Linked DNA regions of Homo sapiens: all the other regions are linked to region 4. The links are chromatin contacts, found by Hi-C or POLR2A ChIA-PET in ENCODE. All regions are on one chromosome and are shown on one strand. The core of a region is the stretch at or near the end of the contact, and the rest is flanking DNA. Distances in the headings are between cores, read along the strand shown.

Region 1 (4,077 bases), core at 35-2,534, 690 kb after region 4:
CATGGTGCTGGGATTACAGGTATGAGACACTGCCTGTCTCAAGTGTTTTTTGAAAGAAGGAAGAAATTTGAGTCCTTTCTTTGTCTTAATGCCCCAGATTCACTCTGTAGCCCTGCCCCTGCCCCCAGGGCCTGGCAGTTCTGGGCTGGCACTCTGCCCAGACCCTGGGCTTTGGGCTTCGCCTGCTGTTCTGCAGGGTAGGGAAGGGCCTCCCTCCCTGGAGACCCACTGATTGGCTGTGTGACCTCAGGCAAGTCCCTTCCCCTCCATAGTCCTCACTTTCCCCTTCCGTCAAGCACTGGGTGGGTCGAAGCTTCCCAGCTCCCTGTGTCTGTGGTCTCCCTCATTTGGGAGCCTTTGCTCCTGGTGTTTGGTGCCTCTTCACCCCCAGGGTCTCACCCACCCCAGGCAGGAGCTCAGCTGGCCTGTAGCTTGCAGAAGGACCATTTGGGAAAGCTGGTGGGCCCTTCATTCTTGGTACCCGCCCTAAGAGCCTCACTGCGACTCTGTCCACCCTGGGTGAGAGCCCTCCAGAGTAGGCCCCCAGCCGTGAGAGCCCCCCACCCACTGAGGCTTGGCATCAGGTCGCCCTCGGTCTGAACCCTGCTATTCCCTGGCTCTGGGACTTTGGGCGGCTCAATCCACCTCTCAGGGCTGCAGCGTCCTCATCTTCAGGGTTGTGAGCACCCAAGGAGGCCCTGCCTCATTGTGGGGACAGAAGAGAATGGAGCAGTCACATGCCTGCCCCTAAGGAGCTGCACTCTAGGGGAGGAAGCTGGAGACCAAACAGGCAAAGCCACCCACCAGAAGGATCGCTCCGAGAGAAGAAAGGAGACAAAACAGGGCGATGTGGTGGAGAGTGGCTGTGAGGGGAGGGGGCCGCTCTAGAGGAGCGGCCAGGAAAGGAGGTGATGTCTGAGCTGGGACATGAAGGTTGAGGAGGGGGCAGCCGGGCAAAGACGGGGGCGGGGGAGATGAGAGTTCCCGGCTGCCGGAACAGCAAGTTTGGCACATGTAGGGGGTGAACGCTGGTGTGGCCGGGCAGAGGCAGTGGAGGGTGGAGGGAAGGCTAGGGAGAGGTGGGCCTGGAGGGGCAAGCCATGGACAGCCTTGTCTGTGGGGCAGGGGTCAGCATTTCGTTCTAATAGTGGTGGGAAGCCACTGGAGGACCCCACGTTGAGGGGCGACTGGGCTTGGTTTCTGTTTGGAAAGACCTTGGCTGCTGTGTAGAGCATGGACTGTAGGGGGCAGGAGGGAGGCAGGAGCGCGGGCCTCAGGATATTCGTCTGTCCTGAGGCTGAGGAGGCGTAGGTTTCTGCAGGATCTGGGATTTTGGCTGCTACTTCAGGGATGGGAGAGAGGTAGCCAGGCATCCCAGATGCTTCGAGACCTTGCTGGCAGCAGAGCACAGTGGGCAAAAGTTACCTGTGGAGCCAGACAGACCTGTCTGAACCTCCACTTCAACTCAGCCTTCCGGGGTGGGCTTGGGATTCTCCCAGAGTGACCAGTTCCCACCGTCCCAGCCCCTGGGGACCCAGAGAAACAGAGCCAGAGGGCATTGAGCTGGAGCCTGCCTCCCTCGCTTCCGCACACCCTGCCGAGAAGTGAGGGCATAGGAAGTGATGGCCGCAAGGGGATGCCCAGCCCCTCTGCTCCAGGGCTGCTGTTCACACGGCCACGCTGGAGGGAATCCTGTGGCTTTGTGGTTCCTTGTTTCCTGGGCTGGTCTGGTGGAAGATGGCCATGAGAAAGCGGCACTTCATCTTCCTTCGCCCCTGAGTGTTCAGTGGGTGGTTACTCGGCATCCTGTTGGGCTTCCGGTGTGGTGGCTGGGAGCCAGAGAGAGGAGGGCATGAGAGCTCACAGAGTCACAGGAGGTGGGACTTGGAGGTCATCTAGGCCAACTTCCTCATAGGGCAGACCAAGGCTCACAAAGGGAAAGAGACTTACCTGAGGCTATACAGCAGGTTAGAGGCAGGACTTAGACCCTGATTCTAGACTCCTCATCCAGCACTCTTTCTAGATAAGATGGAGGTATGGAGGTTTTGGAGCCAGACAGATGTGGGTTGTAGTCCCAGCTCTGTCACTTAGTCCCAGCTGGGTGACCTTTGGTGAGTGACCATCTCTGAGCCTCGGTTTTCTCCTCTATGAAATGGGATGATGGTAGCACCTTTCTCATAGTGGTGTTGTGAAAAGTGGTTGATAATTTATGACAGGTTGTAAAGCTCACAGGACGGTGCACGGAGTTGGCCCTTGGGAGGTGGGAGCTGTTATTACCTTTGTGGCTCCGTCATTTTTTTTTTTTTGAGACGGAGTCTCGCTCTGTTGCCCAGATTGGAGTGCAGTGGCACGATCTCAGCTCACTACAACCTCCACCTCCTGGGTTTAAGCAATTCTCCTGCCTCAGCCTCCCAAGTAGTTGGGATTACAGGCAGGTGCCACCATGCCTGGCTAACTTTTGTATTTTTTAGTAGAGACGGGGTTTCACCATGTTGGCCAGGCTGGTCTCGAACTCCTGACCTCAAGTAATTTGCCTGCCTCGGCCTCCCAAAGAAGTTGGGATTATGGGCGTGAGCCACTGCGCCCAGCCCGTGGCTCTGTCATCCTAACCTCCTGAAGCACCGGAAAGAATGGCTGCGTGCTGGCCCTCACATATGCTGTTTTCTGATGAACGCGGTTAGGGAGGGAAGATGAGAATGGGCCATGGTTGGCCCATCTCTCTGCTACTTATTTTATTTCCCCACTATATTTGAGAGACTCCTTAGCCAGGCCACACTACTACCCACCCACCCCCCCGCCCCCCCCACGGCTCTGGTGGGCTGGAGCTGTGCTGTCTGCCTTCAGCCCAAATAGGGGTGGGGGAGGCGGAGGCACTAAGTGCAGGTCCCGGGTGAAAAACTGGGCAGCTCCCCCCACCTTCTGCATCAGATCCCTACCACGCACCACCAATACCTGTTTGTTCAGTGTGACCTAGTGGTTAAGACCAAGGGCCATGGGATCAACTTGAGCTTGAACCCTGGATCTGCCATTGAATTGTCACCAAGGACTTTTAGCAGGCGTGTCTTCCTCTCTGAGCCTTGGATTTCCCATCTGTGAAGTGAGGATAAGTCCCTCCCAGGAAGACTGCAAATATTCAGTGAGAGGAGCAGCACTCAGAGCATGCATGGTGCATATCTGGTGCTAGACTCCAAGAATTGGATGGCACTAATATTGTAACAGTGTTGACACATGTCCCAATTGTTTCTCTTTCCATAGCTGTTCTTAGAAACTTACTTCACCATCCGCCCACCCCACCCCCATCCTGTGTTCCCGCAGCCCCCTTCCCTCTAACTCCTCGCCTGACTGACTTCTCTCAGGGTCACCTTGGACTGAAATCTTTCTCCCCCTCCCCTCCCCTCCCCTCCCCTCCCCTCCCCTCCCCTCCCCTCCCTCACCTCCTCTCCCCTCTCCTCCCCTCTCCTCCTGTCTCCTCCGCTCTCCTCCTGTTTCCTCCCCTCCCCTTCCCTCCCCTCTCTCTCCTATCTCTCTCCCCCCCTCCTCCCCCCTCCCCCTGGACTAACACAGATCAAGAGTTCAAGCTCTGGCCCAGCCTGCCTGGGTTTGAATCCCAGCTCTGCCATTTACTGGAGCAGCCTCAGGCAAAGTACTTAATTCTTAGCCTCTATTTCTGCATAAGTAAAATGGGAATAAGGATAGTGCCAAGCTTAGAGAGTTGTTTAAATAAGCGACGAGATTCTTGTAAAGTGCCAGGATCAGTGCCTGCAGTACACTAAGTGCCTAATAAATGTCACCTGATTTATTACTAGGCAGGGTTCTGATGGAGCAGAGCCCCTGCCTTTTCACCTCTGCGTTCCCAGTGTCTGGCAGGGATGGGACTGGAAGGGATGCAGGCTCTCTAGGGGTTTGTACTATGGCATTGGAGAGTTGCCTTCCCAGTGAAGCAGGCCTCTCCAGAAAGGGGAAGGGACTCGGGCCACATCTTAAGCATGTCTGTCTGGCAGATATTTCCCACAACCCTGCTGCACACCACTGGGTGCTGAGGATGGGGTGGGGGAGGGTGCAGTAAGGCTGCCCTTA
Region 2 (4,200 bases), core at 925-3,424, 850 kb after region 4:
TGAACCCAGGAGGCAGAACTTGCAGCGAGCCAAGATTGCGCCACTGCACTCCAGCCTGGGCGACAGAACGAGACTGTCTCAAAAAAAAAAATAAATAAATAAAAAAATCAGGTGTTACAAATCCAGACAGTTTAAGATGCCACAGTATGAAGTAGCTGCTGTCTTCCAGTCTGGAGATGGGGATGAGGCATCCTTTTCAATGTCAGAAACTGTGGAGCTCTAGCTAGAAAGACGCCGTAGGGGGGTTGTGGTATCACTCTCTTTCAGATGCTCTTTTATCCTAGAAGGAGCATTTGGGGCTCCCAGGGATTGTCACGAATTAAGCATCCACTATGTGTAGAGCTTTATATGAATTAAAAACAACAATAGGCCAGGCGCGGTGGCTCACGCCTGTAATCCCAGCACTTTGGGAGGCCGAGGCAGGCAGATCACCTGAGGTTGGGAGTTTGAGACCAGACTGACCAACATGGAGAATCACCGTCTCTACTAAAAGTACAAAATTAGCCAGGCGTGGTAGCGCATGCCTCTAATCCCAGCTACTCGGGAGGCTGAGGCAAGAGAATCGCTTGAACATGGGAGGCGGAGGTTTCCGTGAGCCGAGATCGTGCCATTGCACTCCAGCCTGGGCAACAAGAGCGAAACTCCGTCTCAAAAAACAGCAACAACAAAATAGTAAGGCAGTGTGTGAAGCAGGATAGCAGGAGTCAGAACTAGACTCTAATCTTAGCTCTGCCAGCCACACTGTCGGTGCGACCTCGGGGAAGTCTTTTGTGCGTTTTGAGCCTCAATTTTCTCAGCTTTTCTGTGGTTTGATGGTATTGAGCCTCCCCAGTCTCAGTTTATTCATTTGTAAAATGGATACTACCTATTTCACAGGACTGCTTGAGATAATGAAGGGTACAGCGCTTAGTGCCATGTCTGGTAAATATTATATTAAAACTTGATTGCTCCATGACGCCTGCCATTTTTTTTTTTTTTTTGAGACGAAGCCTCACTCTGTCGCGCCCAGGCTAGTGTGCAATGGCACTCTCTCAGCTCACTGCAACCTCCGCCTCCTGGGTTCAAGTGATTCTCCCGCCTCAGCCTCCCGAGTAGCTGGTGCCTGCCACCACGCCTGGCTAATTTTTGTATTTTTAGTAGAGACGAGGTTTCATCATGTTGGCAAGGCTGGTCTTGAACTCCTGACCTCAAGTGATCCACCGGCCTTGGCCTCCCAAAGTGCTGGGATTACAGGCGTGAGCCACCGCGCCCGGCCGATGCCTGCCATTCTTTCCCACTCAATGCCACTGTGCTTAGGACAAGGCACCTGCTAAGGAGTGGGGTGTGCGGGGTTGGGGGTGGGAGTGATCTTGGCAGGTCTAGCTGGGAAGAAAATCCTTATCAACAAATGTCACCCAGCATAGGACATTGGGGAGCTGATCACTGGCTGCTGGTCAAAGGGCGCTCCAGTCCTGGGGAAGGCCTAGGTTTGAATCCATCCACAGAGCTCAGTTAAGGCTGCTGATTAGATATGGCGGCTCAGGTCATGTCCCCAGCCAATATGGGAGGCGGCAAGGTTCATCCAGATGAAGGTGGCATTTAGATTTAGGCTCTGTCCTTTCCCGATAGGGTGACCTTGGGCTAGTCACTTTTCCTCTGTGTCCTCTGGAAATGGGGCTCCTCATTCACCTCTCAGAGCGTCTGAGGAAGTGTCGACACAATGGGTGTGAAATGCGTGGGTTACAGGCCGGCGGGTGGCATTGGTTACGCGAAGTCCCCGCGGGGGGTCCCTATCCAACGGGTTCCATTCCGGTTAAGCGGTTCCTTCTCCAGGGGTTTTTCGCCTCGCCGCTGCCTCTCCGCCCCTGCGAGCGGGGCTCAGCGAACAGCCGACTCCGGGGCCATTACCATTGTTCTTCGAGGCTGGGCCGCAGGGGAGGACTCTCGCAAGCCAGACCTCGCCTTTGGTCTTTCCCTCCGCCCCGCACCCGCGCCGCTGTAAGCCAGCGAAGCCTCCCTCGCCGATCTTTGCCGAGGAAGCGAGTTAGCCCCTGAGCCCTCCCGAACGGCGGCCGAGGACGCACCCGAGCGTCTCCGAAGAATCCCGACCCCTAGCAGTCTCCGGAAAGAGCCGAAGAGGCTTCCCACCCTCGGTTTCCCGAGCCATTCCGAAAAAGTCCGAAGTTTTCCGAGCAGCCGTCCTGCCGGACTGCTGGAGGCGGCCACAGCGCCATGTTGGATGCTCTGCTCGTTGAGTGAAGAAAATCCACCGGCATCGCCTGAGCCCCGCTACCGAGAAGGGCGCCGCTTCCTCCGGGGAGGGGGATAAAGATCCCCCGCCGCCGGCCCATGAGGATATTGCCGTGAAAGGTCCGGTCTCTCCGCCTCCTGCCCCCGCCGGGTCCGGCCCCCCCCCTGGGGTCGCGTTGTCACGGAGACCGGCAGCCGGTGGTGCTGGCCCGCGGGGCGGCTGCTGCTGCCGGCGGCGGCGGCGGCGGAGGCGGCGGCGGCGGCGGCGGCGGCGTCGGGCGTGTGTGACCGGCCCCGGCCCCCTCCTCCTCCTCCCCCCAGGCTCCCCCCAGCCCCCCGCTCCCGCCGCCTCCCCGGGTCTGCCCCCATCCCGCCCCCCCGCTGCCCCCGGCCCCTGCACCCCGGCGCGCCCGGTCCCGCTCTGGGGGGGTTGGTGGCTTCGCTTTGCCATGAGTTTACCGCAGAAACCGGCTCTGAAATCAGGCACAGCGACTGCAGCAGGAACCGGACCCGGCACCGGAGCGGCGGCGGCGGCGGCAGCAGCGGTACCGCCTCCTCACCCGGCGGCGGCAGCAGCGGCGGCGGCGGCGGCGGCGGCGGCGGCGGCGGCAGCGGTCCCCCCTCCTCACCCGAACATCAGGGCCCTCCAGACTCAGGCGCCCCAACAGTATCCTTTTCACCTTCCTGTCGGCCCTTCGGTTCTCGTCGTCGCAGTCCAGGGGGACCCCGCAGCCCAGGGGACCCTCCTGCCGGCCGCCACAGCCCAGCCAGGAAAGGGACAGCGGCTCAAGCCCCTGCATCGGGCTTGGGCGGAGCTTTTGGGGTGCCCCGGCAGCAGCACTGCGGGGGGACCCCCAGACCCTCTGCAATACTGTGAAAGCTAGCCCCACTTGGCCATGCTTCTGCAGCCCCTTCCTTTTAGAGCTTGGGGTCCCTTCTCCCCTCCTCCCCTAAGGTACCCTCCCCCCCTTTATTGGGCAGAATTTGCTTGGTGCCTGGGACCAACCCTGCAGGGAAGGCTTTTCTCTGGTTGTTGTGAGGATTACACCCTCCTGCTCTTCACCTCCCCTCGGCTCCCCCTACAGCGGGACACAGTGGGCTTCCATAATTATTATTAGTACATAATAAACTTTATCGGTAAATTTCTTGTTTGAAACCAATCAGCTCGTTTCCGAGGTATGTTGGATTTTCAGTCTAAGGTGAAAATGTACAGAAAGCAGTTCCTCTGGATAATTTTTTTTAGTAATGGGAGAGTTGTGATGTGGTTTGTGGTAGAGATCTGAGGAGGAAATGTGACGCCGGACGCTTCCCTGTCTTTGACCTTTTTAAAGGAAGAGGAAGTTCACCGACATTACCCATCACCCACAAAAGTCTCACTTCTTGGAAGATTTGTGTTAGGCTGAATATTTTTAATGGGCTTTAATTTACTCCTCATAGGCCTGATGTCTAGAGAGTTACCAGGGCTTCTGGAGGAAAGTCTAGTATTGAATGTTTCTAATTTCATGTTATTTGCTCGATTGTAGAATTTTGGAGAGCTTTGATTGAAAAGACTTGGTGATGGGGTATTTTAGTCAAAAACTAGCCGGTGAAGGTAAAACGTTGAATTCATGTATTCCACGGAGATTTAGAAAGGTATTGCGTACCTGAGAATAACATTTCATCATGCATCACCTCCTCCCTACACCCACTGTATTTGTGTAAATCAATAAATAATGATTGGATGTTAGATGTGTTGTGTTTTTATGTTTGTGTCATCGTGCGTTTGACTTTTAGAGATTGTAGGATGTTTGAGCAAGTAAGAAGCTAACTGCTGTGAGGTCCCCAGATTATTTCACAGTCTGTAGTTTGATTCTTGTCTGTATAGATTACTTTGAGAAGGGAAAGCAATCTCCCTTCTAGAGTCATTTCAGGTCATTGTTTGTTTTCTGCCAAGTGTCATTTTCTCTGTTCTTTAAACCTAGTTCGTGATTT
Region 3 (3,974 bases), core at 830-3,329, 590 kb after region 4:
AGAATCTCCATTCATGAAAAAACAACATAAAAGAGTGAAAACGCAAGCTACAGATTGAAAAAAGGGAAATGCAATACATATAAATCCTAGAAAGGAGGCATATCCAGAATAAAGTATTACAAATCAACAGGAAAACAAGCATATCAATGAAAACTGGATAAAAAGGTTTAACAGGCATGTCACAAAAGAAGACACATAAATGGCAATAAAAGATACTCAATCTCAATGAAACCACACTGATATATTACTGCACCCCTACTAGAATGGCAAAATGATTTTTAACTGACAGGCATCAGCGAGGATGTGGGGTAACCAGAATATCCTTGCTAAATGGTACAACCACTTTGGGAAAATGTTCAACAATATGTAATACTAAAGTTTTATCATTCATATACCTCTAAAACCAACAATGCCACTCCAAAAATATACTCCAGTCTAGTAATGTTCTATTTCTTGATCTGTGGTGGTTCACTTGGTCAAAATTCATTACTTTTTTTTTTTTTTTTTTTGAGATAGGCTCTCACTCTGCCATCCAGGTCGGAGTGCACTGCCATGATCACGGCTCACTGCAATCTCAACCTTCCGGGCTCTGGTGATCCTCCCACCTCAGCCTACCGGGTAGCTGGGACTACAGGCACACACCACCACACACAGCTAACTTTTGTATTTTTAGTAGAGATAGGGTTTTGCCACATTGCCGAGGCTAGTGTGGAAATCCTGGGCTCAAGTGATCTACCCACCTTGGCGTCCCAAAGTGCTGGGATTACAGGTGTGATCTACTGCGCCCGGGCCCCCTGCACATTTAAAATTGTGAACTTCTTCTGTATACTTCAGTAACTTTTCCAAGATTTCTTTGACGCAAAGTTATCAGAAATCTTAAAGCCAGCATTTCAGAATAGAAAAAAATAGCTTCTGGTTCACTAGTGAAATTTTACTAATAAAATTTAAAAACAAAAAGAAAGCTACTAACGCATATCAGCTCCAAACAGATTAAACACTACCAGCAGATCTTTAACTTCGTGAAGCACTGGGATTCATTCCTTTGGCAAAGAAAGGATGAACAACACCGTAACCCAAAGAAAAGGTACCACTGCCAGAAAAGACTTCTTTTCGAAAGCAGCTCTAGCAGCAAAAGACAGAAGGAAAGCAAGGAAACTAGGCCAAACGTCTTGGTTAACTCTTCGGTGAAAGGACGCCACATGAGATGATGATCTAAGAAGCCAGAAAGACAGACAGACAGGCACAGGGAAACCACAGCAACTCCTCGGAGTGCAAACAGCAACCCCACAATCCAACCTAGCCGAAATCCTGCGGTTCATTTGAGGCTTGCCCCGCTAGTCAGGAGGTGATTCAGTGATGGCTACAAACGCTCCTCATGTGCATCCTGGACCTGGCACACCTGGCTTGCCCATCACCAGCCTGGAGACACCGCCAGGAGCAGAAGCCCGGAGGCCAGTAAAGACCCCAACTTTGCAAGTCAGGGGCGCGAGCGCTCTCGCCTCTCAGGCCCGCAGAGGGAACCGATTTCCGGCCTCGAGGGTGGGGTGCGGAGTCAGTGTCCTCTACAGGATATAGGAGGACGTGCCCCCGAAGCTGCTCCGTCCCTCCACCCCCTGGGATGCCACAGAACACCCGCCAGCGAGTTTCTTCCCCAGCGCCCACGAGAGCTGGGCTGAGGGCGGCAGCGGCAGGCGAAGAATCCAGCGCGGGGAACTCAGCCCCCGGCGGTGCACGACCCCCCACACCCCCCACCTCCCACCCGCCCCCGCGCTCGCGCAACAAAACTTGCGACGGCCGCGCCTCGACCCAGGTGTGCGCCCGCCGGTCCCGGATTCACCGCCCGTCCAGCCTGGCGCGGCGCCCTCACCTGAGAAACGCTGGGTGGACTTCGCCGTAACTTCCCATCCAGACGGCGGCCCGCAGCCGCGCCGCCGCGCCTCGGCCCAGCTCCTGGCGCCGCAGGTTGCCAGTCCCGCGTTCCCAAAAGCACCGCGCGCAGAAGCTCACTCAGTCTCGGGATCCTCACCTACCCATCCCAGTACCGCCGCTGTCTCAACCGCCACCCAACCCCTCGCCTGTGCCTGCGCCTGCGCCTGCGCCTGCAGCCCACTGGCTCCTCAGGGTCCGGATGGGCCGCGTCAGGAGAACCCAAGGCGCAGGCGCGGCGGGGCCTTAAAGGGACTCGGCGGCCTCTACTGCACAACAGGTTCGAGCAGGTTAGGGGCCCTGCGGGCCGAGAAAAGGAGTAACCTAGGTGATGCACCGAGTGCAGCTGGGACGGGGAATCCCTCTCTGCCCTCCGCGTCTCTCTCAAAGCACCAGCCCTCGACCCTCCAAATCGCTGATTTCCCCGGCCACTTGAACCGCCCCTGCCAGGTTAAAGAAGCAGAAGACACACCCCCTCGGAGGCCCGGAGCGTCCCCGCGTGCCCACACGGATTTTATTTTTTTCTGAAAAGATGGTACATTTACATGGTTCGAAATTCAAATAGGGCCAGGCGTGAGCCCTGGAGTTCGAGACCAGCCTGGACGAAAAAGAAAGAGCCCCGTATCTATTAAAAAAAAAAAATCAAATAGTACAGAAAATTGTAAAGTTAAAATAGGCATCTTTTCCATTCCTGTCTCCCAGTCTCACCCTGTAGGCAATCTGTGGGATGCTGTTCCTGTGAATCCTTCCAGGGATATTTTATGTACGTTTTCGCTTTTTTTATTTTTATTTTTTTTTTTGAGATAGAGTCTTGCTCTCGTTGCCCAGGATGGAGTGCAATGGCATGATCTTGGCTTCCTGCAACCTCCACCTCCCAAGTTCAAGCTATTGTCCTGCCTTAGCCTCCCAAATAGCTGGGATTACAGGTGCCCACCATCCTGCCTGGCTAATTGTTGTATTTTTAGTAGAGACGGGGTTTCACCATGTTGGCAAGGCTGGTCTAGAACTCCTGACCTCGAGTCTTGCTCTGTCACCCTTGCTGGAGTGCAGTGGCACAATCTCAGCTCACTGCAACCTCTGCCTCCCAGGATCAAGCGATTCTCCTGCCCCAGCCTCCCGAGTAGCTAGGACTACAGGCGTGTGCCACCACACCCAGCCTCCCTTCCCATTTGGCACGTGCCAGCCACGTGCCAAGTCCCAGGCCCCAAACTGGTTAGGGGTCAGGAAGAGCGTTCCAAAGAGCTCACACAGAAGTTCAATCCTATCTCTCCACCAAGGTGGGCGACACCATGGGGCTGCAATGCCTGCTTTTGTGCTTTTCAGGCACCTCCCCCAGTGCTGCCAACTGCCCTTCTGAAGGGCCTGTGTTTGCCACCCTCTGCCTTCGCACTAATTTGCTATTTCTAATCTGCTCTGGGCCAGGAGAACAGATAAAACTAGGGCCCTCAATGGTTTAGAGTTTTATAGTTCACCAAGTGCTCAAGGCACATTATCTTCTGTGAACCTCACCCCAGGCCCTAGGGAAAGACAGATCAGGACGAGCCACGTGACTGTGCAGGTCATTTAAGTTTTCATTCTCCTACCTCTAAAATGCTGAAAATAACAGGAACGACTCCATAGGACTGGTGTGAGGATTAAATATCCATGGACTGCTTAGAACAGGTCCAGCATATAGTGGCAATAACAATATTAATGAGAGCTAACATTCAGTGAGCACTTAGCATGTTCCAAAATCTGTTCTGTTCTAAGTGCTATATATAGAACAGCTTATTTGATCCTCAAAAGAAAGCTACATTTTTAAGTATCATTACTTCCCCTATCCTACAGATGAGAAAAATGAGGCATGGAGAAGTGATTTTCTAAAGATCACAAAACTGGGCTGGGCACAGTGGCTCAACCTGTAATCCCAGCACTTTGGGTGGCCGAAGCGGGTGGATCACCTGAAGGCAAGAGTTCCAGACCAGCCTGGCCAACATGGTGAAACCCCCGTCTCTACTAAAAATACAAAAATTAGCCAGACATGGTGGTGCACGCCTGTAATTCCAGCT
Region 4 (4,277 bases), core at 1,575-4,074:
CTTCCCTCAAAGAACTAATCCCTTCCAGACATATAATACATAGCAGGAGAGCTGACATTTAAAATCCTTCCCACCTCAGAGAATCTCTCAAATCTGTTTCCTGAGCAACAATTGACAGAAGCCAACAATCACTAACGCTGACTAGCTGCCGTGCACCCAGCACCTAGTCATCCCTTCTCTAAAGGTTCCCTGACCCATTTCTTAGGAGACTTTAATTGATTCTAGACCCAGCACCTTGGATATTCTTGGGAGTACACCAATTCTTCTCACATTATCTTGGTTTTTGCTCAGTTAATAAGGTGTGCTCATCCCCCAAAGTAAGCTGTTACTAACCTAGGGTGGTGAATAGGGAAAAGCAGAATCACTTAGGGTGAGTTGGACTAAAATATTTCGTCCAAGAAAGGTTGGGTGAAACACTGTGGGAAAGCAAAATCTTGGGAACAACCTAAGTGACCATCAACAGGGAAATGACTGAAGTACCGTCAACCACTCAGTGGTGCCGCCACGTAAAAAATGAAGCAGGCTTATGAGTACTGGTAAGAAAGCTGTCCATATCACAACATGACTAAGGTCCCGATCGATGTGTAGTATGACCCCCGATCTGAGGAAATTAAAAATACATAAATACAGATACAAATAAATAAAACCTGATATATCCAAATAATAGATAGAAAGTTATCAAAGAAATTAATTGTATTTACTTCTGAAGGGCAGAAACAGTAGAAGGGGGAAACACTTTTCATTTTACATCTTTCTGCATTGTTTTCTAACTACACACATGTATTACTTTTATAACAACTCAAGAGGAAGAAAACTTCTCAGGCTTTCCCCTCCTGCCCAAAAACCTTTCTGAGTGAAAACCCCTAACCCACTTAGGAAAACACCCTTTTATTACTTCTTCTAGCTCCCAGCACCCAACGTCTTTACAACCCAGGTTTCTAGGAACAGACTGTCAGTGGGCCTTTTTCTTTCCTTTTTTTTTTTTTTGAGACAAGTCTCACTCTGTCGCTCAGGCTGGAGTGCAGTAGTGTGATCTCGGTTCACTGCAACCTTTCCTCCTTCTGGGTTCAAGCAATTCTCTGCCTCAGCCTCCCGAGTAACTGGGATTACAGGTGCCCACCACCATACCTGGCTAATTTTTATGTTTTTAGTAGAGATGGGGTTTCACCATGTTGACCAGGCTGGTCTCGAACTCCTGACTTCGGGTGATCCACCCGCTTCGGCCTCCCAAAGTGCTGGGATTACAGATGTGAGCCACCACGCCCAGCAGTCAGTGGGCCAATTCTTAAGGCTGGCTCTCAAAGATGAACCAGCACCACAATTTACCCGGCTTATAAATCCTGTCAGCTTCAGAAGACGACTTACCAAACACAAATTTATCCTCACCAGTTAATAACTCCTTTTCTTTGCTCAAAAACCCAGTGAGAAAAAATAACTCCAGGCCAGGCACAGTGGCTCATGCCTATACTTCTAGCACTTTGGAAGGCCGAGGCGGGTGGATCACCTGAGATCAGGAGTTCAAGACCAGGCTGGCCAACATGGTGAAACCGTCTCTATTAAAAATGCAAAACATTAGCCAGGCGTGGTGATGTGCGACTGTAATCCCAGTTACTCGAGTGGCTGAGGCAGGAGAATCGCTTGAACCCATGTGGCAGAGAAGGTTGCAGTGAGGCGACAACGCGGCACTGCAACTCCGGCCTGGGCGACAGAGCGAGACTCCGTCTCAAAAAAAAAAAAAAGAAAAAATAACTCCAGTGCACTGCGCCCTTACTTCCTATCTAACATTGTGCCGAACGTTATACACAGATCCTCCTCCGTATGATCCTTAGTTCAGGATCATAAACTCTTGATAAATTACTGCCCCAGGAACCTCCAGTGACATCAACCGCTGCTACCATTTGTGGAATTCTGCCGGCCAGACACCCCACACTGCATTCCCTCACAACTGATCCTCCCGATAGCCCATGGGGTAGGCACTGTTATTTCCATTCACAGATAAGCAAAGTGAGGCTCGGAGGGCGGGGACTTGCCCAAAGCCACAAGGATGAAAGGTAGTGCGATGACTCAACCGATAAAAATAATCCCGGTTGTGGTGGGGGGGAGCTGAGCCCGACTCCTCCCACTATGCTGCCGCGGCTCCGAAGGCCTAGCCCGAGTGCGGAAATGGGCTTCTAGGGTCCCAGGACGAGGTCCACCTCCAGAGCTGCAGTGAGGTCCAAGTCAGCCCGAGGAGCCCGCAGGTCCCACATTTCAGTCATTTCCCTACCCCAAAGGCAGGGACTCCCCGCTCCTGGGGCAGGCAGCCACTGTGGCCGCGAGCAAGCGTACTCGGGTTAGGAAGGAGAAGGAAGGGGACAGGGGGAACGTTCACCTACGCAGCTGCCACCTCGGAGGACGGGGGAGCGGGGGACGAGGAAAGATCAGGATAAGACCCTAACTCCCACAAATGACTCCAGGAAAGGGAGACCACCACTCCCCGAGCTTTGGAGCGCCGCGCGGGAACCGGAAGTCATGCCCCGCCCGGAAGTTAAGAGGAGGGGCATAGGTTGGAAGGGGTGGGCCGGGTCTCTCTAGCCTCCGCGGTACTACGCAGCTTCATGGTTTTAACTCTTGGTGGTCTTTTGACCGTCCTCAGTCCTTACCGTGCGGAGTTTTGGATACATTCTTAGCAGCTTTTTCGCTCCGGAGAAGTTCTTTATCTTTCTGAGCCGCAGTTTGCCCAACTGCAAAATGGAAAGAGATGAAGCAGGAATTAAGATACTCTAGGAGCTCGCCCACAGCTGATTCAGGGCCCCATTCTGAGGTTACACCCTTAAGCCTTTGCACCACTCAAAGGAAGGAAACCAAGAGAGAGGGGTGGCTGGCTGCTGTTTGGAGACAGTGGTCCTTGTATTGGCGCCCCGCGGAATCACTCCAGATGAGTCAGTGGATACAGTCTATAGGTCCCGCCTCATTGTACGCAAACAGCAGTGGGCATATGGCCGTGGGGGGTTGATACAGCCTGTCCGGGGTGGGACTCTGTGTGTATGGGAGGCTAAATCTCAGCAGGACTTTTCCAGTTGCTACCAGACTACGCACTGTCGCCTGATGGTTAAGAACTGAAGCTTTAGCCGTGCGCGGTGGCTCACGCCTGTAATCCCAGCACTTTAGGAGGCAGAGGCGTGTGGATCACCTGAGGTCACGAGTTCGAGACCAGCTTGACCAACAAGGTGAAACTCAGTCTTTACTAAAAATACAAAAATTAGCCGGGCGTGCTGGCAGGCGCCTATAGTCCCAGCTGCTCGGGAGACTGAGACAGGAGAATTGCTTGAACCCGGGAGGCGGAGGTTGCAGTGAGCCGAGATTGCGCCATTGCACTCCAGCCCGGACGAGGGAGCAAGACTCCATCTCAAAGATGAAGCTTTGAAGTCATACTGATCTGGTTTGCGTCTGATCACACAGGTTCAATGACACAGCCGGCTAGAGGAAGCAGAGATGCTAACCACTGCAGCCCCGATCTTAACCCTGAAGGGGAGGGATTGAGCTGTTAGAGAGAGGTACTCAGTTGACTTCTCCCTCTCTCTTTCCAGCTGGCATATCCGAATGGGCTGAGCTACCGGATTAAGAGGGACACCCCAAAGCCCCCATTGCTGGGTTATTGCTCCAGAGCCAATGTTCTTGGGGAAAGGAAGATATGCCCTTTGTCAACATTGCCACTGCTGGTCTGTAAACTCCTAGACGGCCAGCTGGTGGTTCACAAACCAGGACTCCTTGCTCTGGCCCTACCCCTACCTACCAGAATGACCGTGAACCCTTCCCCACTCACTCCTACAACCAGGTTTCCATCTCCTCTCTCAGCTTAGGTTTCCCTAACTGTAAAATAAAAGGGTTGGACTAGGTTAAGGACTTCCTGCTATTTCTCTCTCCCACACTCTAAGGTTCCTTAGGAATGCTTCAGAAAACAGCAGGGGTTGGGGCAAGGATGCCGCTTGAGTCCCAGAGCAACTCCAATTTCATAGGCACATAAATTTATGTGAAAGTATATACGTTTCGGCTTGTGTAAGATTATTTTATCATCCCAGGTAAAATTCAGCCTTTGTGCTTCATCTTTCCCCACCCTCCTGCTCACTCAGTTTGCTCCAAGAACACTGACCTTCTGGCTATTTTGCAAATCTGACAATCTGACAAGCTCATCTTCACTTCTTTTTTTTTTTTTTTTTTTTTTTTGAGACGGAGTTTCGCTCTTGTTGTCTAAGCTGGAGTGCAATGGTGTGATCTCGACTCACTGCAACCTCTGC
Region 5 (4,215 bases), core at 536-3,035, 730 kb after region 4:
TGGGGATCTGAAATGAGGTTTAGATCCAGAGATTTTACCCACTACATTATAGCATCTGTGAAATATAAGTGTTTAGCTACCAGATAATATGAGTGTGTTTTAGATGACATGTAAAGATTGAACAGATCCCAGCCAATTACCAGCACCAAAAGTAGTAACTGATGGGGACTTCGGCCACAAAGGGCAGCGTCTCTAAGGAGCTGAGGCTTAGAGACAATGTGAAAGTAGCTGTGGAGGGTGTGGCTCAGTCCCAGGCCTCAGAATTTCACATGTGGGGCTTCCCTTTTCCACCTCATCACCCCAAGATGACTTAACAATCCCCCGCCTTTGGCCAACCAAACGCAAGAGCCATATGAGTGACTAATGTCGTCTGGGCAAAGGGGGTCATGCCCAGGTGCTACCAGGCCAGGAGGCTTTTGTCGCCAGAAACCTGTGCGTGTTTATATTTCTCGTTTCTGCTCACCACAGGCCTTTGATTTACAAGGGTGGAGTTTCCAGAGCTGGGCACTGTTGCACCTTCATCTGGCTGTCATCACTTCCTCTGTGCAGCTGGGGCACCGGGGACTGAGGACGGGGCAGTCCACAGGGAGCTGTGGTTCCACCCCTTCACTCTTGGTTTCTGCCAGGCCCTCCTCTTGAACACTAGACCCAGATTCAACCCAGATTTCTCCTCCACGGCTGCACAGTGCCAGGAAGGGAACTGAGAAGACCAAAGTGGAGGTTCTTTACCTTCCCCAACACACTCGGGGCCAGGCGTGGCACCCACAACTGCAAATGAGACAATTAGGGAGAATAAGTGCTGGCTGCCCTGTCAGCCCAGAGCCTCAGTCTGCCCAGGGCACCCAGACTCTGTGAGGTTCCCACCTGAAGAAGCAGTTCCATCTTCCACAAGGAGCACAGGACCAAGAGTCCAGGACCCAGGTTCGAGGCCCAGCTCTACCACTTTCTCGCCGCGGGGCTCGGGTTCTCTGGAGGCAGCGTAATGGAGTCAGTGGGTTTGGCAAGGGGAAGATTCGCATTATGGCTCCCTCAGTCTCCAGGCAGGTGACTCAGGGCTGGGGGGAGGTCCTTTCTCCTCTCTGACCCTTGGTCATCTCATTTGTAAAGCGGAGGTGATGATTCTCATCTCAGGGACGAGGCACTGTGGGGTTAGGAGAGAATTTGTCAAGTGGCATGGTTGGTTTTTGGTCTGTCTAGGCCCCTCCCCCTCTCTGTAAGCTGGAAGCGGTACTTGTGAGGCTGAGGCTCTAGGTGGGTGTGGGGAGCCATTGGGGTAGTGAATGGAAGGCCCTGGGCGAAGGGCCCCAGGCAGCTGTTGAAATGTCACTCACCCACTGTGGACTTCCCACCAAGCAGAGCCCGCCAAGCCTTTCCCGTCTGAGGTGGGTTCAGTTTCACTACCGGGCTGAGGCAGGCATCTCAGGAAGGGGCCCTCGGCTTTTGTGTGCTGAAAAATAACCAGGCTCCATCTCTGCTGATTTCTGCTTGGGAGTTCCGTGAGCTTCCTGCATCATCTGTCCACAGACAGGCTGCCGCAGGGTGGACATCAGAGTCCCTGGGGTGGCTTCCGGCCTCCCTCCCTTGCCTCCCGCCTTTGCTCAAACATCTGTAGAGGCTCCAGCCCCAGACTAAGCCCTTAAGGAGACAGGGTCCCGTGAGACCCAGCCTCTGCCATCAGGGTTCTCCTGTCTAAAATGCTGTGTGCCTCAGTAAAAGGCAGCATGGGGTAGGGTGGCTGTGTGGGGACACAGAGCCAGGGACCAAATGCTGTCTGGGGTCCCTGGAGGGTGGTCAGGAGAGCTTGCCAGAAGGGGGAAATCTCTGAAATGAGACAGAAGGAGGAGGAGCCATCGCTTAACCACACCTGGGCGAGTTAACTTCCCCAAGCCTCAGTTTCATTCTCTGTAAAAGGAACCAGTGATACCTGCTTCTGAGGGAAGGGTGAGAAGCTTAAAAGAGATGGTATAAAAGAACTGACAAATCCCGTACACCAGCCGGGTGAATCCCTTACACCACCCACATGCCCCGGGGAGATGTTCTGTGAACTGAACTTCTTTTTCAAAAGTCTTTTCCTCTGGCAATCGACACCTGGTAACGTAGTGTAACCAAGTGTCCTGTTCTAGAAAAAGCCCAGCTGCAACCCAGCAGTAAGTGAAGCAGCCTCAGAGTCCCCTCTCTCTCTGGGATGGGTAATGGAAACTCCTCCACCCAGTGGGAGTGAGGCAGAAGTCTCCAGAATTCAGAGCTTTCCCATGCACCCTGCCTCCCCAGGGCCTGTGACCTTTAGATGTGTTCCCTGTTTCTGTAGGCATTATGAAGTTAGATGCAGGAGAGTTCTTGAGAACTTGAAGGCACTTCCCCTCTACTTGTCCCCCCTTTGATTTTAACAACCGTTTGTTGAGCACCTACTCTGTGCCGGGTGATGGAGAGTCTCTGTTGGACAGGCCAGACAAGGTCCCAGCCCCAGTAAAGCTGTGGATTCTGGAGAGGGACAGAGACAGTGATGATAAAGACATGGAAACAAAACAGTCTGCAACAAGTACTGTAAAGGAAAACAAACAGGATGCTGTAACAGAGAATTTGGGGGACTGCTTAGGGTTCCTGGGACATTTGAGGAGCTGGTAGGCTGAGATCTGAAGTTGGAGCTGACCATGGGAAGAGTAGAGAGGAGGAAAAAATGTTCCAGATAGAGACAACAGCAGCTACAAAGGTCTTGGGGGAAGAAGAAACTTGTAGAAACTGAGGAGTTGTGTGAGGAGGTTGGTGGGGGAGGGGGCGCTGGCAGCACAAGATGAGGGCCCAGAGTGGGCAGGGGCCATGGGGCCTGGTGAAGGGTTTGGATTTCATTCCAGGACAGTGGAGGGTTTTTAAGCAAGGGAGTGGTAATATCAGAATTTTTTTTTATTTTATTTATTTACTCAGACAAGATCTTGTTGTGTCGTCCACGCTGGAGTGCAGTGGTGCAATCACAGCTCACTGTAGCCGCCACCTCCTGGCTTCAAGCGATTCTCCCACCTAAGCCTCCCAAGTAGCTGGGACTACAGGCGCATACCACCACGTCCTGCTAATTAAAAATATATAATATATAAATATATATATATATATTTTCTTTTTGTAGAGATGGGGTCCGTGTTGCCCAGGCTGGCCTAGAATTAGACTCAAGTGATCTCCTGCCTCAGCCTCCCAAAGTGCTGGGATTACAGGTGTGAACCACTGAACCCAGCCAGATTTCTGTGGTTTGTTTGTTTGAGATGGAGTCTCACTCTGTCACCCAGGCTAGAGTACAGTGGCACAATCTCAGCTCACTGCAACCTCGACCTCCTGGGTTCAAGCGATTCTTCTGCCTCAGCCTCCTGAGTAGCTAGGATTACAGATGCATGCCACCAGGCCCAGCTGATTTTTTGTATTTTTAGTAGAGATGGGGTTTCATCATGTTGGCCAGGCTGGTCTTGAACTCCTGACCTCAAGTGATCTACCCAACTTGGCCTCCCAAAGTGTTGGGATTACAGGCGCGAGCGAGCCATGGTGCCTGGCCTCAGCCAGATTTCATTTTAAAGGCTCATCCTGGCTGCTGAGGGGGCTGTCAGAGGGCAGGAGTGGAAGCCAGGAGACCATCTGGAGCCATTGCCCTCACTGTCCCTGTGACGTCAGGCCCCTCACCCCTCTAAACCTGTTTATTCACACATATGTGTGACTGTGAGAATCAAATTTGGAATGAGCAGAAATGCACTTTGCAAAGCTGAAAAGTACGCATAAATGCAGGGATTCCCGCCTTGCTAGAAGCGGAGAGTCCTTTGGAAATCTGCTGGGTTAGACCTCTCTGGGGTTCTTGGTTGGGACAGTGCTGGGCCTGAGTCCCTAACTGAACACCTCATATCCGAGAGAGCCCCCTTTCCCTGCCTAGGGTTATAGGAGAGGGCTCAGGGGCTGGGGAGGGGGGCACCTGGCTGAGGCTCCGAGTCTTGAGGGGGAAGATGGGAAAGAAGGGTCCCCTTCCTGGCTTCTGACTCCCCCTGGAGCAATGGTTCTCTTGTGTTGCAGGGAGGGCGACACCTTTGAGCACGGGGGTGACCACCGGACCACCCTGCAGCCATCCAAATGCACACACACAGCTCCTTTCATCCCGTGTCAGGGAGTTCTCTGAAATTTTCTGAAACTCATTCACGAACTCTGGCTTAAAGGCCTCTGAGCTAGAAAGGGGAACTGAAAGGGGAC
Region 6 (3,871 bases), core at 1,313-3,812, 520 kb after region 4:
CTGGATTAAAAGGCCTCATATGCCCAGAGATGGGTACAGCATGGAGATTGCTAGATTTGGAATTCTAGATACGCAGGCTCCAGCCCCAGCTCCTCAGGTAGCATCTGTGTGCCTCTGGGCAACTCACTTCCCCTTTCCAAGATCATATCCAGCTTGCAGGGAATGTTGGGTATGTAAGTCATGGGACAGAACAGGGCTGAGTTTGGTCCTGAGCTAGGACACGGTGAGGCACAAGAACAGGCAGAGGGCAGGAAGCGCTGCAGAGATGATGGCTCCAGGGCTGATCTCATCATGGAGCTCTGCGCTCCCAGCCCAGGCTGTGTTTAGGATGGCGACAGAAGGTGGCATCTGAGTGTGAGCAAAGAGGGCACCATGCCACCCCACATGTGTAGCCCAACAGGATGGGAAGGGCCTGGGCAGAAGTGGGTAACAGGTTCAGAGGCAGGGTAGGCACATAACCCAACTTCCAGTCTCCGCATTGCATTTTCTGCTGAGAAGAGAGCTGAGGATAGCCAGGATTTTCTTAAGCACAGGTACCAGCTTAAACCCTTCGCAAGCATTCATCATATCTAGACCTCACCACTGGTAGGCACTATTGATCTCCACAGCTTATGGGAGGAGGCCGAGGCACAGAGAGGGAACAGAACTGATCCCAGGTCCCACAGCAAGGCTGCCTTTGCTAAAGTGAGGGCCAAAGGTTGGCCAATCCATTTTACAGGTGATTGCGTCTTAATCTCCTTCCTTATGAATAGCTTGATTTCAAGTCTACACTGTGAATTCTGACAGTTTCAAAGCCTGAAAGAATTTTGTTATGCAAACATCCAATCCAGAAGAGGGCTTTTGGCTGATTTACTGTGGCATTCCCGGCACCTAGAACAGAGCTTGGCACACGGCGGATGCTTAAGTATTTGCTGAATGAAGATAGCATCTTGTTCTGGCCTCAGTTCAGTTTTATTCCTCACAATAGTCCCGAAAGGGGAATACACCCCTTTTTACAAATGGGCACATGGACCGGGATCATCACTCAGCCTAGTCTTCACCAGTTGGGATGTTGAGAAGCTGTGTCCAGGGGCCTCTTCTGAGGGAATTCACAGGTATTCAGTTAAAGAAAGAAAAAGGTGACACAGGAACAAGATGCATGGGGCCAGGGAGTGGGATGGCTGGGGCAGGACAGCGTGGGGACACCCACAGGTGGGGAGGACTAAACAGTTGGAAAGAGCAAGACTGGAGAGTGGAGGAAGAGCGGGCTGAGCCCAGGAGGAGCCGGAAGACAAAACCAAGGCTCAGCCCCCTATCTCTTAGGCAACACAGTGGGAGCAGGACGCTAGGGCTGCAGAGTTTGGAGTCTGGATTCAAACCCTGGTCCCACCACTTACTTAAATTGTCTAAGCCTCAGTTTCCCCATTTGTAAAATGAAATGATGTACATGAGATGTCAGAGCAGGTCCCTCTACGCACGGTAGGCCTTCAAAAAACAGTTGCAGTATCTACACTGAGGCTGGGACCCAACCCCTGCCTCCCTGGGCAGCTGGGCCCACCTGAGCGGTCTGACTTTTTCCCAGGGCCCAAAGCCCTTCCTGGCCCAAGAATCGCCCCCTCTTTTGATCTCAAGGAATTTCACCCTCCACCCAGAGGCCTTTGTAAAGGCCCCGCCTTCGACCCCATTATGTGTTGAAAAAGAGTCATAAGGCACAATGGGGAGTGGGGGAGGCTTTCCTCGGCCTCCTGCCTTTCTGCTGAGACCTGCGTTTAACCCTTTCTTACCAAGACTGGGCAGGGAAGCAGCCCTGGGAGGCCCACCTCGCAAAGCCTAAAGGGGGCGGCAGGCTCCTTCGGCTTCGCGGGCTCCAGAGCTTTGCCCCACAGCTGCGGTGCCCACAGTGGGTGCCCACACTTTGACACCCACGCGGGTGTCCTCTGTCTCCTCCCGCCACGCCCCCCATTCCAAGCGCCTCCTGCCCTCTCCTCCTCCCAAACCAAACTGCTTTAGACCCCACCGGGTCAGGTGGGACGCCTGGGAGGGCGCCAGGCCACGAGGCCTTGGGGTTGGCAGCCCAGGTCTCTAGAGCTACGGCTAAGGAGGCACCAGGAGGGGCTCAGTCACGGGGCACCAAGGGCAGGTGCCCAGACAGAGCGCAGGGTCCCAGGCAGCGGCTCGGGAGGTAGGAGACCCTGGGACTGCAGGGCGGTCCCGAGCGCGGTCCCCTGAGTTCGCCGGCTCCGCGGGCGCCACGTCCAATCTCCTGTCCCGCCCAGAGCGCGCGCCGGGAGCTTGGGATGCGCGGGAGGACAGGGGCAGGACCAATTGCAGGGCGTCCCGAATGGGCTGCTGTGGGCGGCGTGGCGCTGGAGACCCCGGCCCTGCCATTAAAGTTCAACCACGGGGCCAGCGGAGGATGCAGAAGGGGATGGACCACGTCCGCTGGGGCCCTGGGGAACCAGGGCGCGGGGCAGCGTCGAATCCTTACCTGCGCAGAGCACTGGCGAGGGTCCGTCCAGGCACAAGCGCGTGGGAGCACGGAGCCAGGATAGCGGGCGCGGAGTGGCGGGAGCGCAACGCGGCCCGGGCCACCACCCCCGCCGCCTTATAAAGGCGGCCGCGGGGCCCGAGTGAGGCCCGGGCAGCCCGCCCCCTCCCCCGCCCCCGGCCCCAACCCCTCCCCAGCCCGGCCCCGGCCCCGCCCCCGGCCCGAGCCCCGCGCCCCGCGGGCCGGTCGTGCCACGAGGCCAGGGCGCCCCCTGCCGGGAGCGGAGCTAGGAACGGGCTGGGGTGACGCGGCCCTGGCGTCCCTCGCCCGCCCCGCACTCTCGGTCTCTCTGCCTCCGGGCTGCCCCAGCCCAGCCCTTCCTCTCTCAGCGAGCCTGGGCTCTGACCTGCTCCTTGCGCGCGTCTCCTGTTTTGTCTTTACCGTCGGCATCTTCCTTCTGCGTCTCTTGGTGGGAGTCTTTGTCTCCACCCGTCTCTTTGTCTGCCTTCCTCTCTGGCGTCTGTCTCTGTGTCTGTCAACATATCTGGCTTTCTCTGGGTCTCTGTCTTTATCCGTCTCTGCCCACGTGTCCCTGTCTCTCTGTCTCTGTCCACGTGCACCTCTGACTCTGCACCCCCACCCCCGCTTCCCTGCCCGTGGGCTGCCTCCCTGGCTACCGCAAGAAGAAGCAGAAGGGGACCTCGGAGGGGTGGCATCTGGAGGGAAACCACCCCCTAGACAGGGGCCCTTCCCTCTTTCTCTCTTTAGAGACGTAAAGGGCCCGCAGGTGTCCGGCTATGTCCCAGCCAGAGCCCCAGGACATGCTCCCTGGATGCCAGAGGAGGGGCAGGCACTTCCCAGGCAGTTGAGTCAGACAGCTCAAGTTCAAAACTCTGCTCTGGTGACCTTGGCCAAGTCACTTGACCTATGTGGACCAGCCTGCCCCTCTTTAACAGGCAGACACCATCTCCCCTGGCCTCTCGCTGGTGCGAGAGTCATATGAGACAGTGCTTGAAAACTACAGAGGAAACGCTAAAATCCCGGATAGACGGGAGCCAGGGACAGAGGCTGGGTGCTACAGGCCCTGCTCCCGCTCCTGGGGAACCAGCTCTGATGGAATAACCACTCCCTTTCCTCTGAGCACTGAATTCTCTGGGCAACTTCGCAGTGAGAAGTCCGCAGGCTCTGTTTGAATGCCTCCAGCGACAGAGCTCACTGACTCCTAACAGGAGGGTCTTCTCAGTGGCCCTTGGGAAAATGTCTGCCCAGAGAACCAATTTTAGCCAGGTCAGGCAACCTCTCTTCCACTCACTCCATGCCAGTCTCAGGGCCAGGCACTGTGCATGCATTAACTTCCAAAAGCTCCATTTTCCAGAGGAGAAAACTGAGGCCCAGAGAGATCAT

The links. Hi-C counts contacts between places; a loop is a spot of excess contacts on that map. ChIA-PET counts read pairs that join two places held with the same protein, here RNA polymerase II (POLR2A). Pooled maps may share reads with other maps.
Region 1: a loop to region 4 is called in a map of natural killer cell, with 4 times the contacts of the local background. The contact joins the enhancer-like site here to the promoter of LINC00339 in region 4. A Hi-C loop is called at or near these places in 3 of 168 maps with a recorded cell type or tissue (CD4-positive, alpha-beta T cell, gastrocnemius medialis and natural killer cell), 3 of 37 single-sample maps with no recorded cell type and 13 of 50 pooled maps. POLR2A ChIA-PET finds 5 or more read pairs at or near these places in 5 of 52 experiments (BJ, CD4-positive, alpha-beta T cell, T-cell and 2 more).
Region 2: a loop to region 4 is called in a map of naive thymus-derived CD4-positive, alpha-beta T cell, with 9 times the contacts of the local background. The contact joins the promoter of EIF4G3 here to the promoter of LINC00339 in region 4. A Hi-C loop is called at or near these places in 1 of 168 maps with a recorded cell type or tissue (naive thymus-derived CD4-positive, alpha-beta T cell) and 9 of 50 pooled maps. POLR2A ChIA-PET finds 5 or more read pairs at or near these places in 2 of 52 experiments (B cell and activated T-cell).
Region 3: a loop to region 4 is called in a pooled map, with 11 times the contacts of the local background. The contact joins the promoter of NBPF3 here to the promoter of LINC00339 in region 4. A Hi-C loop is called at or near these places in 8 of 50 pooled maps. POLR2A ChIA-PET finds 5 or more read pairs at or near these places in 2 of 52 experiments (WTC11 and activated CD4-positive, alpha-beta T cell).
Region 5: a map of B cell shows a loop between it and region 4 (4-fold over the local background). The contact joins the promoter of ECE1-AS1 here to the promoter of LINC00339 in region 4. A Hi-C loop is called at or near these places in 2 of 168 maps with a recorded cell type or tissue (B cell and naive thymus-derived CD4-positive, alpha-beta T cell), 17 of 37 single-sample maps with no recorded cell type and 15 of 50 pooled maps. POLR2A ChIA-PET finds 5 or more read pairs at or near these places in 4 of 52 experiments (CD4-positive, alpha-beta memory T cell, activated B cell, activated CD4-positive, alpha-beta T cell and 1 more).
Region 6: a loop to region 4 is called in a map of B cell, with 5 times the contacts of the local background. The contact joins the promoter of ALPL here to the promoter of LINC00339 in region 4. A Hi-C loop is called at or near these places in 3 of 168 maps with a recorded cell type or tissue (B cell, naive thymus-derived CD4-positive, alpha-beta T cell and vagina) and 7 of 50 pooled maps. POLR2A ChIA-PET finds 5 or more read pairs at or near these places in 3 of 52 experiments (HCT116, activated T-cell and naive thymus-derived CD8-positive, alpha-beta T cell).

What each region holds. Positions count from the first base shown.
Region 1 is chr1:21,332,063-21,336,139 of GRCh38, reverse strand. It overlaps a transcript of ECE1 not described here. Among named protein-coding and RNA genes, the nearest start is that of ECE1-AS1, 41 kb to the right of the region's middle. RefSeq lists an enhancer at 1,545-1,764. Within about 2 kb of position 1,284, at least 39 of the 41 ENCODE cell types and tissues checked have a DNase peak (open chromatin) inside an H3K27ac peak, as active enhancers do; they include CD4-positive, alpha-beta T cell, gastrocnemius medialis and natural killer cell, where a contact is called at or near this core.
Region 2 is chr1:21,174,871-21,179,070 of GRCh38, reverse strand. EIF4G3 (eukaryotic translation initiation factor 4 gamma 3) reads left to right here and starts at 2,174. Exons shown (of 37, transcript NM_001391906.1): 1 at 2,174-2,349; 2 at 2,713-2,896. RefSeq lists an enhancer at 2,210-2,259.
Region 3 is chr1:21,438,242-21,442,215 of GRCh38, reverse strand. It overlaps NBPF3 (NBPF member 3), which reads right to left and starts at 2,079. Exons shown (of 15, transcript NM_032264.6): 1 at 1,868-2,079. RefSeq lists silencers at 1,166-1,460, 2,426-2,475 and an enhancer at 1,435-1,945.
Region 4 is chr1:22,023,738-22,028,014 of GRCh38, reverse strand. LINC00339 (long intergenic non-protein coding RNA 339) reads right to left here and starts at 2,824. Exons shown (of 2, transcript NR_023918.2): 1 at 2,643-2,824. It overlaps LINC01635 (long intergenic non-protein coding RNA 1635), which reads left to right and starts at 1,967. Exons shown (of 3, transcript NR_110692.1): 1 at 1,967-2,051; 2 at 3,049-3,209; 3 at 3,570-4,021. RefSeq lists enhancers at 1,845-2,139, 2,217-2,326, 1,938-2,539.
Region 5 is chr1:21,290,860-21,295,074 of GRCh38, reverse strand. ECE1-AS1 (ECE1 antisense RNA 1) reads right to left here and starts at 1,785. Exons shown (of 3, transcript NR_038404.1): 1 at 1,332-1,785; 2 at 865-1,141. It also overlaps a transcript of ECE1 not described here. RefSeq lists enhancers at 209-368, 1-907, 1,749-1,838.
Region 6 is chr1:21,508,114-21,511,984 of GRCh38, reverse strand. ALPL (alkaline phosphatase, biomineralization associated) reads right to left here and starts at 2,562. Exons shown (of 12, transcript NM_000478.6): 1 at 2,468-2,562. RefSeq lists enhancers at 1,479-2,048, 2,049-2,619 and a silencer at 2,655-2,754.